Regions from separate parts of the Mus musculus genome. Here region 1 is linked to region 2. Evidence: chromatin loops called from intact Hi-C (ENCODE). Cell type or tissue: left cerebral cortex. All regions are shown on one strand. Links, peaks and the distances in the headings refer to the core of each region. The heading gives the core; the rest is flanking DNA. Region 1 overlaps Gm39783 (a long non-coding RNA gene). Region 2 overlaps Cstad (CSA-conditional, T cell activation-dependent protein).

Evidence for each region. Peaks named below come from ENCODE experiments on the same cell type or tissue, not always from the same donor. Only the 100,000 strongest peaks of a DNase experiment are listed, where the experiment ranks them.
Region 1: a loop joins it to region 2, with 2.4 times the contacts of the local background. A loop is called at or near these places in 3 of 42 quality-filtered maps.

What each region holds. Positions count from the first base shown.
Region 1 is chr2:30,773,910-30,779,278 of GRCm38, forward strand. Gm39783 (a long non-coding RNA gene) reads left to right here. Exons shown (of 4, transcript XR_001783261.2): 3 at 1,255-1,305. Among named protein-coding and RNA genes, the nearest start is that of Gm39783, 5.0 kb to the left of the region's middle. In left cerebral cortex, for the core only: a CTCF peak has its summit at 2,246 (motif pointing left); no DNase peak of the experiment used is centred there.
Region 2 is chr2:30,598,235-30,603,603 of GRCm38, forward strand. All of the region lies in intron 1 of Cstad (CSA-conditional, T cell activation-dependent protein), which reads left to right. Among named protein-coding and RNA genes, the nearest start is that of Cstad, 5.9 kb to the left of the region's middle. In left cerebral cortex, for the core only: a CTCF peak has its summit at 3,152 (motif pointing right); a DNase peak (open chromatin) is centred at 2,979; H3K27ac peaks cover 2,089 bases.

The DNA.
Region 1 (5,369 bases), core at 299-5,298, 180 kb after region 2:
AGAGACAGGAGCTCTGCAGTCAGAGGTGGACAGATGGGACAGCCTCGGGAGAAACAGCCATTTCTGGTGTCCTATGCTGTGCCCTTGGGTGGTCCTAGCTTACTAGGTGTGCAATGGGCATGGTGGCTGTTGGAAAGGAGGGCATAATGATAGGACTAAGGGACATATTTGGTGGTTAGGGAGGCGTACAGTGGGGACATGGTCATGATACCCAATGTTCTTCCTGGAGTAATGGCTTAATAAGATATTAGAACAGGAAACCAGGCAATGGTGGTGCATGCCTTTAATGCCAGCACTCAGGTGCCAGGGGCAGGTGGATCTGAATTCGAGATCAGCCAGGTCTACAGAACAAATTTCAGGACAGCCAGGACTACACAGAGAAACTCTGTCTTTGAAAACAAAACAAATACAAAAGATTGGAACAGGCAACTAAGTACAGCACCCTGAGCCCAAAGCCCACCATGGCGGCAGTGTTGTGAACCCAGCACTGGGGTCATGTTATCTATGGACCCCATCATACCTCCTAGGTGGATATGAGTTTCTCCCTACCATAGCTCCACTCTGCCAGGTGGAAGTCTTGGTTACCTGGAACAGGAGGGGAAGAAAAAAAGGGGGCAGGGGAGAAGGGAAGTTACCCCTCCTGGCACAGCACAGGACTCACTAAGTTCAAAGTCACTCCTGCATCGGGTTACAGTGGGGTCTTCCAGCTAGGACCAACAGGCAAGAGGAGTCAGGATTTCTGTATGAGACTTGCCCATAAAGATTCTAACTCATCGTGGAGAGACTTTGGTAGAAAAGTTTTGCACAGGCAGCCAGGACCTCAAAGGGGGCTGCTGGAAGTGGATTGGCAACCCTGGACACCTTGGTGTCTCTTGGCTTGGTGGCATAACGCAGGCTAACTGTGGAGCAGCCCCTGTAGGCTCATGGGAGCCCTACACCCACACCTCACCTGAATCTCACCTCCCGCCTCCCCACAGACACTTAGACAGTCACACAGAGATAAGCAGGGGAGGCAAAGCACAAGGTACTGAGAGGCAGTGGGTTTGACACGTTGCTCGGACAAAATACAGGAGAGAGACCATTCAAGAAAGGAAGGTTTACTCTAGCCCACAGTTTAGGGCTACAACCAGCGGTGGTGGGGGAATCCTGAGAGAGGCATCTGGAGGCAGCTGGTTACATTGTGCTCACTTCAGGGAGCAGGGAGCAGCGCCTGTTGCTGCTTAAGCTTTCTTCTCCTTTTCTTTCAACCATCAGTTACCATGGATCTTCCAGGGCAGCTCACCTAATCCAGATGATCCCTCACAGGTATGTCCAAAAGCGTATCTCCTCCGGGACTCTAGACCCTATCAATATTGCATCTAGAATCAATATAAACCATTGCAGAGGCTTTTGAACAGGTAACTCTGGTAGCCCTAAGGGCTGGACTCCTGGCTTCAACCAGGCAGAGCTCGATAGTACCGGTCCACATTAACTCTTTCCCCTGCTGTCTGTTACCTGTCCCCTTCATCCTAGCCAAAAAAAAAAAAAGCTGGGTACACCTGCCTTTCTTTAAAGCCCCCTTCAGGAAAACCTAGACCAAGACTTGTCATGGGGCAGGAAGGGGGGACGAGGACCTCAAATAGACAGGTTAAAGTCTTACCCCGGTACTCAGAATGTGACCTCAGCTGGGCTTGCCTGTAATCCCAGAAAAGGAGGTAGAGACAGAGAGATCGGTAGTCCAAGGTCATCCTCAGCTACTTAATGAATATGAGGCCAGCCTGGGCTACAGGAGACGCTGTCTCAAAACAAACAAGCAAGCATACAAAAGAACGGCTGTATTTGAAGATGAGATATGCGGTCTGAATGTCACTCCCTACTGTGTCCCTGTTAAACTGTAGTCTCTAATGTGAACGGGATTGAGAAGCAGGGTCCTGGACTGAAGAAATGACTCAGGGGTTAAGAGCACTTGCTGCTCTTTCAGGCGACCAGAGTTTGGTTCCTGGTACCTCAATCCCTGGCTCACGACCACCAGGGACTTTGGATCACTCCACTCCAGAGGATCCAATGGCTTCTGTACTCATATCCACATATCCCTCTCCCCACATACATACACATACTTCAAGTTTTAAAAACGAAGAATGGGTCTCAGAGAGATGGCTCAGCCATTAAGAGCACTGGCTGCTCTTGCAGAGGACCGGGGTTCAAACCTCAACACCTATGTGGAGGCTCACAACCATCTATAAATCCAGTTTCAGGAGATCCAACGCCCTCTACTGGCTTCCATTGATACTGCATGATTCATATACATACATGAGGCAAAACCCTATTAAGCATAAAATTAAACAACAGCAAAAAGTAGTGAGTTCTGGATGTGGGATGCTCAGGCCCCAGCAATGGCCATTGTGAAGGAGGCCACAAGAAGCCTGCTTGGTTCTCTCATAATATTAGATCCCAGCAAGAAAATGAACCCAGAAGAGCAGATCCTCACCATACACAAAGGCTGCTAGCGCCTAGATCTATCTTGCCCTGAGGGAAGCGAAGGTCAGCATCTGTGGTGTGTAAACCACCCTGCCAGTAGTGTTTGTTACAGAAGCACAAACTGAACTGTGGGGTCCTTAACGAGATGCTGTTTTCAAATGGTAAGAGGACCCCGGCAAGAGCCAGGCAGTGGTGGCGTACGCCTTTAATCCCAGCACTTGGGAGGCAGAGGCAGGTGGATCTCCGGGTTCAAGGCCAGCCTGGTCTACAGAGTGAGTTCCAGGACAGCCAGAGCTATACAGAGAAACCCTGTCTCGAAAACAAAACAAAACAAAAAAACAAAAGAGGAGCCCCGGCAGAATTGGGTTTTCCTGAAGGGAGGAACACAGGACACCCACAGAGGAAGGGCCACTGTGTGGAGACAGTGTGGGAACAGCTACCACCTGCAAGTGGTACTGGCTGTCCAGCTCAGGCACTATCCCAGGACCCTGAATTTAGGATGTGCTTCAGTTGTACCCCAGCCCAGACCCCAACTGGAGTCTCCAGAGCCCAAGCCCTTGACTCAAACTGTGTGCCCCCAGGACCCAGAGTGTCTCCTCAGGGATTCTTGCCACTCTCTCTGCTCTCTCCTTCAGCCGTGTTGGAGACCTCTCTGCACTGCCAGCTGGGCACTGCTTCCCAGCTTGTTGCCATCCCTCCTCCCTCCCATCCCTCTTGCCTTCCATCCCTCCTCTTTCTCATCCCTCCTCCCTCTCCTCCCTCTTTCCTCCCATCTCTCCCCCTCCCATCCCTCCTCCCTTCCATCCCTCCTCCCTCTCCTCCCTCTTCCTTCCCATCCCTCCTCCCTCCCATCCCTCCTCCCTCCCATCCCTCCTTCCTCCCATCCCTCCTCCCTTCCATCCCTCCTCCCTCTCCTTCCTCCTCCCTTCCATATCTCCTCCGTCCTATCTCCCATCCCTCTTCCCTCCTCCGTTCCACCCCTCCTCCCTTCCATCCCTCCCCCTTTGAAGGTTCTCCTGCTGGCTCCACACATACTCACATGCACAGACCCCACCCCTACCTCCTCACCCCCTCCAGGCAGGCCCTCTAAGTACTCTCTACAGATTCTCTTAAGGCCTACAGCAAACCAGATGCAGCATGCCCTTGGAGAGACCATGTCCTCCATCTTCATCAACATCACAGCAGGGTGAAGGTGACAGCTACCTGCCTATGCTGAGCCTGATGCCATGAGCCATGGGAGCGTCTCCCCTGCCCCTGCATCAGGGCCAGCATGATCTCTAGTTTATACATGAGGATCCAGGGCACAGAGAGGTAGGAGCTCTGCCTAAGGACACACAGTAGTTAAGTGTAGACTGGATTCCTCCTAGGCCTTAGGACAGGCTCCCCCCCCCCCAACCCCCAGAAGCAAAACTCATGGAAGAGGTATGAGTCTCAAGTGATACAGCCAACACAGGCCCTTCCCTGAGGGCAGGTAGTAGGCTAGCACCATTGAGAAGATAGAACATCAAGATTGGCTTGTGGGGCATTTTCTTAGTGATTGGTGTCATAGGCCCAGCACACTGTGGGTGGTGCGACCCCTGAGCTGTAAGAAACAGACTGAGCAAGAGATGAGGAACAAGCCAGCAGGCAGCACTCCTCCATGGCCTCTGCGTTGGTTTCTGGCTCGAGTTCCTGCCCTGGCTTCCCTCAGGGATGGAGTGTGATTAATAATAGACCTGTCCCTCCCCAGGTGCCTTTTGGTCATGGTGTTTATCATAGGAATCGAAAGCTAACTAGGGTAACCTCAAAGATCTCTGCCCTGGAGAGAGAAGATGCTGAACACAGTACCCGGTGGAGCCAAGAACAAGGCAGAATAGATATGGAGGCCTCACGGGGGTTGGGTGGGGTACAGTAGGTGAGGCTGGCTAACTTTGATGGTCTGGATGTATGAGATGCCAGGCTAAGGCTATGTGACCCCTGGGAGAGAAGCTAGGGATGAGTGACCTTTGAGCAGGCAGGTCTTGGAACGGACAGGGAGCTGGGGCATGCACTTCAGGAAGAGATGGAGAAGGCTCCAACTGTGCTGTGTTAAGCCTTGAGGCCACACTAAGAACTGCCTTTGTATGGGAGGTGCGGCACCTGCCTGAGTATGCAAAGGAAGTAGGTTCACTTCTAGCATCACAAAAAAGCAAAGAGAAACCGGACTGCTTGACTCTGTCCAGCACAGGGTTGTATTCAAAGTCCCTCTCTAGTGACCAGGAGCTGGAAGACCAAGAGAGAAGGCACAGGCAAAGGGAGAAAGTCGGACCCCAGGCCTCAGGGAGGTTAAAACTCAAGAGAGGGGACTGTCCGAGAGCGTGTGGCAGAGACTACAAAGGCACCAGTTCTGAGCTAAGGGACTCAATGACAGAGATGCCTGCTAAGGAAACTGAGGCCCAGAGTGGAGGATTGGAACCCCTGGATACTTACAGCAAGCCTACATTGACCACCTAGTGCCTAGAGACCTAGAGAAGAACACATGGCTCCATCCTAGTCTATATCAGGGACATTCAGGGACATTCTGCAGGGTCCTGAATGTGGGAAGGAGGAAAGAAAAGCTTGTCCACCACCTCCGCTCAGAGTCTTGTCTGAGACAGGGTCTCCCTAGGTAGCTCGCGCTGGCCTGGAACCCGCTCTGTAAACCAAGCCTGTCTCAATTTCACAGAGATGGGAAGCGCTGAGATAAAAGGCAAGCAGAGACTTGAACTCTCTATGCAGCCAAGGATAACCTTGAACTTCAACTCTCCTGCCTCCAATTCCCTAGTGCTGGAATCGCAGGTGCTTGTTACCACGATGGGTTCATGAGATGCCCGAAAAGCTGCTCAGGGCTTTGTGCACTCGACAAACACTCCACCAATGAGCTACAGCCCAGCCACTGTGTCAAGGCTGGAGGA
Region 2 (5,369 bases), core at 244-5,243:
GACACACAGACCTGAGCAACTTCAGGAAAGAAGGGCTTACCTTGGCTCACAGTACAGCATTTTGGGCAAGCCAAGCTAGCAGGAGCTTGCAGCAGCTGTTCACAATCAGGAAGCAAAGGGCCATGAACACACAGTGGGACTCTTTCTCCACTTTATAAAGTCGGTGGGTGGAACTTCCCAATCCCACCCCCTACAAGAGTGCTTAGAGGCTTATCTCCTAGGAGACTGACTGTTGAGATGACAATTTATGCTAACAATCAGGGAGGGTAAACCCTCTACCTGCCCAGTTTGGCCTCACAATGTCCCTGGGGAGTGTAGTGATGGGGACTTCCATGTCCCAGGCTTGGAGGACCAGCACATGCCACTGTAAAGGTCCTACTGTGTGAGAGCTGAGGCTGATGTGCTCCAGCCCTGCCCCTCTGCTGCAGACTTCAGCCCTGAGCTTGGCAGGAAACAGCACTGGAGTTTGGAGTTCCAGCCCCTGGTGCTGACTGAGGCTTGGGCTATAAACAGGAACTAGGCATGCCTCTGCCCTAGAAGAGGTCTTTCCTGGGAGCAGAGACTGGCTGGAGAAAAGGCTTAGTGGTTGAGAGACTTGCAGAGGATTCGGGTTCTGTTCCCAGCACCCACAGCAGGCAGCTCACAACCACCTGTACATTAGAGAGAATCTGGTACCCTCTGGCCTCTGTCTTCCACAGGCATCTGCATGGGACCTCATGGGCTCTTACACAGATATACAGAAATTTAAAAATTAATTTGGACAGGGTGTAATGGCATGTGCCTATAACCCAGCACTTGAGGGGTAGAATCAGATCTCTGGCTACATAGAGAGATCCGGTCTTTTTTTTTTTTTTAAAGTTAGGCTAGACCTGGTGGCACACACCTTTGAACCCAGCACTCAGGAGGCAGAGGCAGGTGGATCTCCATGAGTTTGAGGCCAGCCTGGTCTACAGAGCGAGTTCCATGATGGCCAGGGCACAGAGAAACCTTGTCTAAAAAGCCCAAAACCAAAATTCCCACCTGTGAGTTAACATCAGTTCTTAGGTTCCCTGTTACAGTGGGTGGGATCTGTCACTTATTTCCAAAGTGAATTCCCACTGGGGTCCAGTTGGCTCACCCTTCCTGTGGTCCCTAGACCATAATCTCCTACATATGAGAATCGTGTGTGTGTTTATGTGTGCTCTTAGTGCATGTGTGTACATGTTTGTGTGCACATGTGTATGGATAAGAAGGTTAAAGGTGAACAATGCGGTCTTCCTCAATCACTCTTCACCGTGTGTGTGTGTGTGTGTGTGTGTGTGTGTGTGTGTGTGTGTAGCCCTGTAGTCTTTTGCCTCCATGGGCCACTATGCCCAGCCTCCATCTTACTTTTTGAGAGAGGGTCTCTCATTGAACCTGCAGCCACTAACCAGCTGGCCAGGCTGGCCAGCCATCTCTAGGTATCCTCCTGCCTCAGCTTCCCAGAGCTGAGATCATAGCTGTGTACACTGCCATGCTTGGGTTTTCCCCTGAACACACGTGCAGTAGACTCTTGGCTGGTTTTCTCTTCCTTGGATTCTGTCCAGCTGTGCTCTGCCTCTAGCAGCCCCAAGGTAGGCTCATCCTCATCTGGGAGGAGTCAAGGGCTGAGTTACCGTCCCCCACTCCCCCCACCCCTGCACCCTCTCTCAGCTTAGCTCCTCCTAGAGGAGGCTCAGACACAGTTGCTACCATGCTAAAAAACAAAACAAGCACAACCCTAGTCGGGAAGGTATAGCCACCACAGGGTCTCTGAGAGGATGTGACCAGCACAGATGTCTTACCAGAAAGCTCCCTAGACTAGGTACCACTAGAATGAGCCATTAGGTGGAGAGAGGCACACAACTTCTCCACAGTCTCTATGGCTACCCATCTAGGACGCCTTCCCTCAGCAGGTTTCAGGGAAACCCTGCAGGGTCCTTCTCAATACTACTTGCTGCTGTTTGACCTTCATAGATGAGTTCCTTGCCACTCAACCTCTGGGTCCCATTACATTTTTCCTGGGTTTCAGGTGCCTGAGAAAGATCTGATATCTCTATCTGATATCTCTTCCTCTTCCTCCTCTTCTCCTTCCTCCTCTTCCTTTCTCCTCCTGTCCCCCTCTTCCCTCTGTGGATAGAGTCTCCAGTAGCCCAGCCTCTAGTTCACAGTGTTGCTGGACTGACCTTAAGCTCCTCCCCCGCCTGCTCCACCTCCCGAGTGCCCGGCTTTGCCCTGCCCTGGTGTGGGGCGCAGGTCTTTACTGCTGTCGGTGCAGCTACAGTACCACTCATTTGGGTGTCTCCCCTTCCCAGCCTGTCTCACCACGACCTTTCTATGGCTATCCATGATGAGTGAGGGAAGCAGAGAGAAAACAGAGGCATGCAACCGCCTCTCAGGAAATGTAACTGGGCGCCCCTGGTAGAGGCTGAGCCGGGACAGATTGCCTAGGAGGGGAGAGGCACCTTCAGCCAGCCTTTCCAAGGCTCATGCCGGCCCTCCCCAACTTTTTTTTGGTGTGCCTCGGGTCAGATGGGGATCCTTCCCGGATTCTGCAGCAGTGGGCTGGCTAGGGTTGTAGGGTTGGGTGGGAGACCCCGACCCAGCGGGGACAGAGGGTGGGCTGTTTGTGCTTGTTTGGGGCCCCAAGGGTTCAATATTTGCCGCTCCCCACCTCACCCCTGCTGCTGCCCCAAGTCCACGGAGGTGTGGGGTGTGGAGTGGCGGGGGGGGGGCGGGGGGGGACTGCCAGCCTCTGGGATCTTCGAGGGAAGGCTCCGGGTCTAGAGAATCCTGGGATTCTATTCCAGGAAGGAGAGAGCAACTCCAGGGGAGAATTATACTTGTAACAGAAAAGAAAGCTCTCTGCCTTCTACAGTGCAGACAGAGCTCCGTTCCCACCCCCACAAGGCCCCAGGGACCCGAAAGAATGTGGTTTGCTGAGCGCTGCCTTGCCTCCCTGAAGGGGGGTGGATTCGGCCTGGAAAAGTTGCGTGTGAAATGAATTTTTCTCTATCCTATGCCATTTTCCGGTGGGTCGTGTTTGAAGACCATGGTTGTATTCCCTCAGAGAAATGTCCCTGAGTGTTTTGGAGGCAGCTAGCTAGCGTGCACAGGGATGGGGACTCCAGGATGCATGGTGGGATACCAGAAAACACCCTTCTCCCCAAGGGGGCAGAGTCAAGACAAGACCTCAGGAGATCACGTGACAGTTAGGCTGTGTGTCCCAAAGGATTCTGGTGGCAGAGCCCCAGAGCTTCTGAGGAACACAGAGCTGCGGGACAGCTCCCCTGCCCAGAGGGTGCTGCTCACACAAGGAGTCCAGGTGGTCTGCCTGCATTCTCTGAGAGTGCTTCCGAAGCTTAGCCTTGGGGTGGGTCAGTGTGCCTGGGAAGGAACTTTAGGAAGCTCGTGGATGACCCTTCTCTCTGTGTCTGCATTAGTCACCGACCATTGCATAACAAATGCTCCCCCCCCCCTTAAAACAACAAGCACTTTTTATCTCGGTCTCAGTGGATCAGGAATTCAGCTGCAGCCCCGCTGGCTGGCTGTCCCCAGCCCGAGGTCACTGAGGCTGCAGTTGTCCGAAGGCCCTTCTGAGCACTGAGTTTGTGCTTCCTACAGACTTGTCTCATGAACCACGGATCTGTTTGAGTTTCCTTCCAAGATGGCAGCTGGCTTCTACCAGATTGAGCAATGTAAAAGAGCCTTTTATGACTACCTTGGAGAGCTCTTAGTCAGCCCCTCACATCCTACTGGGTGCCCCAACCACCCTTACTCACTGTGGAAGGGGACAAGCCAGCCTGTAAATGCCTGAAGGTAGGGATCATTTGGAGACCATCTTGGAGGCTGGTGACCATGGCAACCATCACTTCAGCATGAGAGGTATCCTTCCCGGCACACATGGTTGGTTTCTTACCATTTACTGGATATTAGTGGCTAGAGTGTTAACCTGGGATGTGAAGGATATGGAAGAAACGGGAATTTATCAGCTGAGCTCAAGGGAACCACAGCAGTAACAATCACACAGGGCCACCTCTCCAGCTGTACTCTACCAGGCCATCCTCACCCCTAGGCAGCCTGTTCCATCCACATTCCCAGGTTAGACCATTCATTTGTAAGCAATGCATGAAGTGAGATTGTGTGTGTGTGTGTGTGTGTGTGCATGTGTTTGTGTGTGTGTGTGTATATATGTGTGTGTGTTCACTGCTATAGTCATGTTAGAAGCCTGGGACAGGATTGGAACAGAGGGAGCTGGGATGAACCCAAGCAAGTGATAAATGCTATAGATGAGATAACATATTCATTGATTGCACAGGGCAGTGGTGGCCATGCCTTTAATTCCAGCACTCTGGAGACAGAGGCAGGCAGATCTCTGAAAGGTTAAATACATAGACAGGGTAAGGAGTTAGGGCCCATACTGACAAGCTAGAGTCTGGTAGGCTGTGACAAAGGGCCACATAGACAAGGGTGGGGTGGGCCCTGGCCCCTGGCTGAGAAGCCTAGTGGTAAGTGAGTTGTGTCTCCAGGTGCTCACCACAACTGTATCCTAGGTTGAGCCTTGTTGATCACTGACTGTGTAGCTCAGGCTAGTGAATTCATGTCCTCAGTTTCCCATCTATAAAATGGGTGATACTGGTATTGTGTCCGCCCCTCCCTGGCCCCCCGCATTGTGGCTCTCACTCAGAGGCAGAGTCTGGACTCATGATTGCTTCCCTAGGACAAAGCCTACAGTGGTTACCATCTTGACAACACTCCAAGTTCGAGGAAGCCATATGTCTAAGTCCTATTGATTGGAAGGGATCATCCCAGGAGAAAGAGCTCAGTGCCCCCTGTGCCAGGGATGTACAGGCATGGGGACTGCCAGCTTCTGCCTGCCAGTCTAGGCTCAGCATGATTCTGGGCCAGGGAACATCCTGGGTGGGTCTCCAGAAGACCCGCACATAGACTCCACTCTGGCCTAAGTTTGCTGTCCCAACAAACAGACTAGGGAGGAGGCTGGCTACAGAGGCTGGAGCCTGCAGCCTGCCTCTGCCTGGGAGCGTGCTTGGGAAGCAGAAGGAACTGGGGGGAAGGCCTTAAGGACCAGAGGCACCTGCTTTCTGTCAGGCCTGTGTGGGAGCCCACAGAACCGCAGATTGAATTTGCCTTGTGGCTCTCAACCTGTCCTGGAGAGTGTGGGCTAGTGAGGGGGACCCAGAGCCCTCATGGGTGTGCATGTGGTGGGGTCAAAGACCACCTCTACCTAGCCCAGCAAAGGAGCTCTCTATTGTCTCTGTGCTATGTTGTTGTGCTGAGTACTGTTTCATCAAAAGGTAAAGGCTGGGGGCGGCTTGGTTGGTAGAGTATCCTGCATACACAGACAAAGCTCT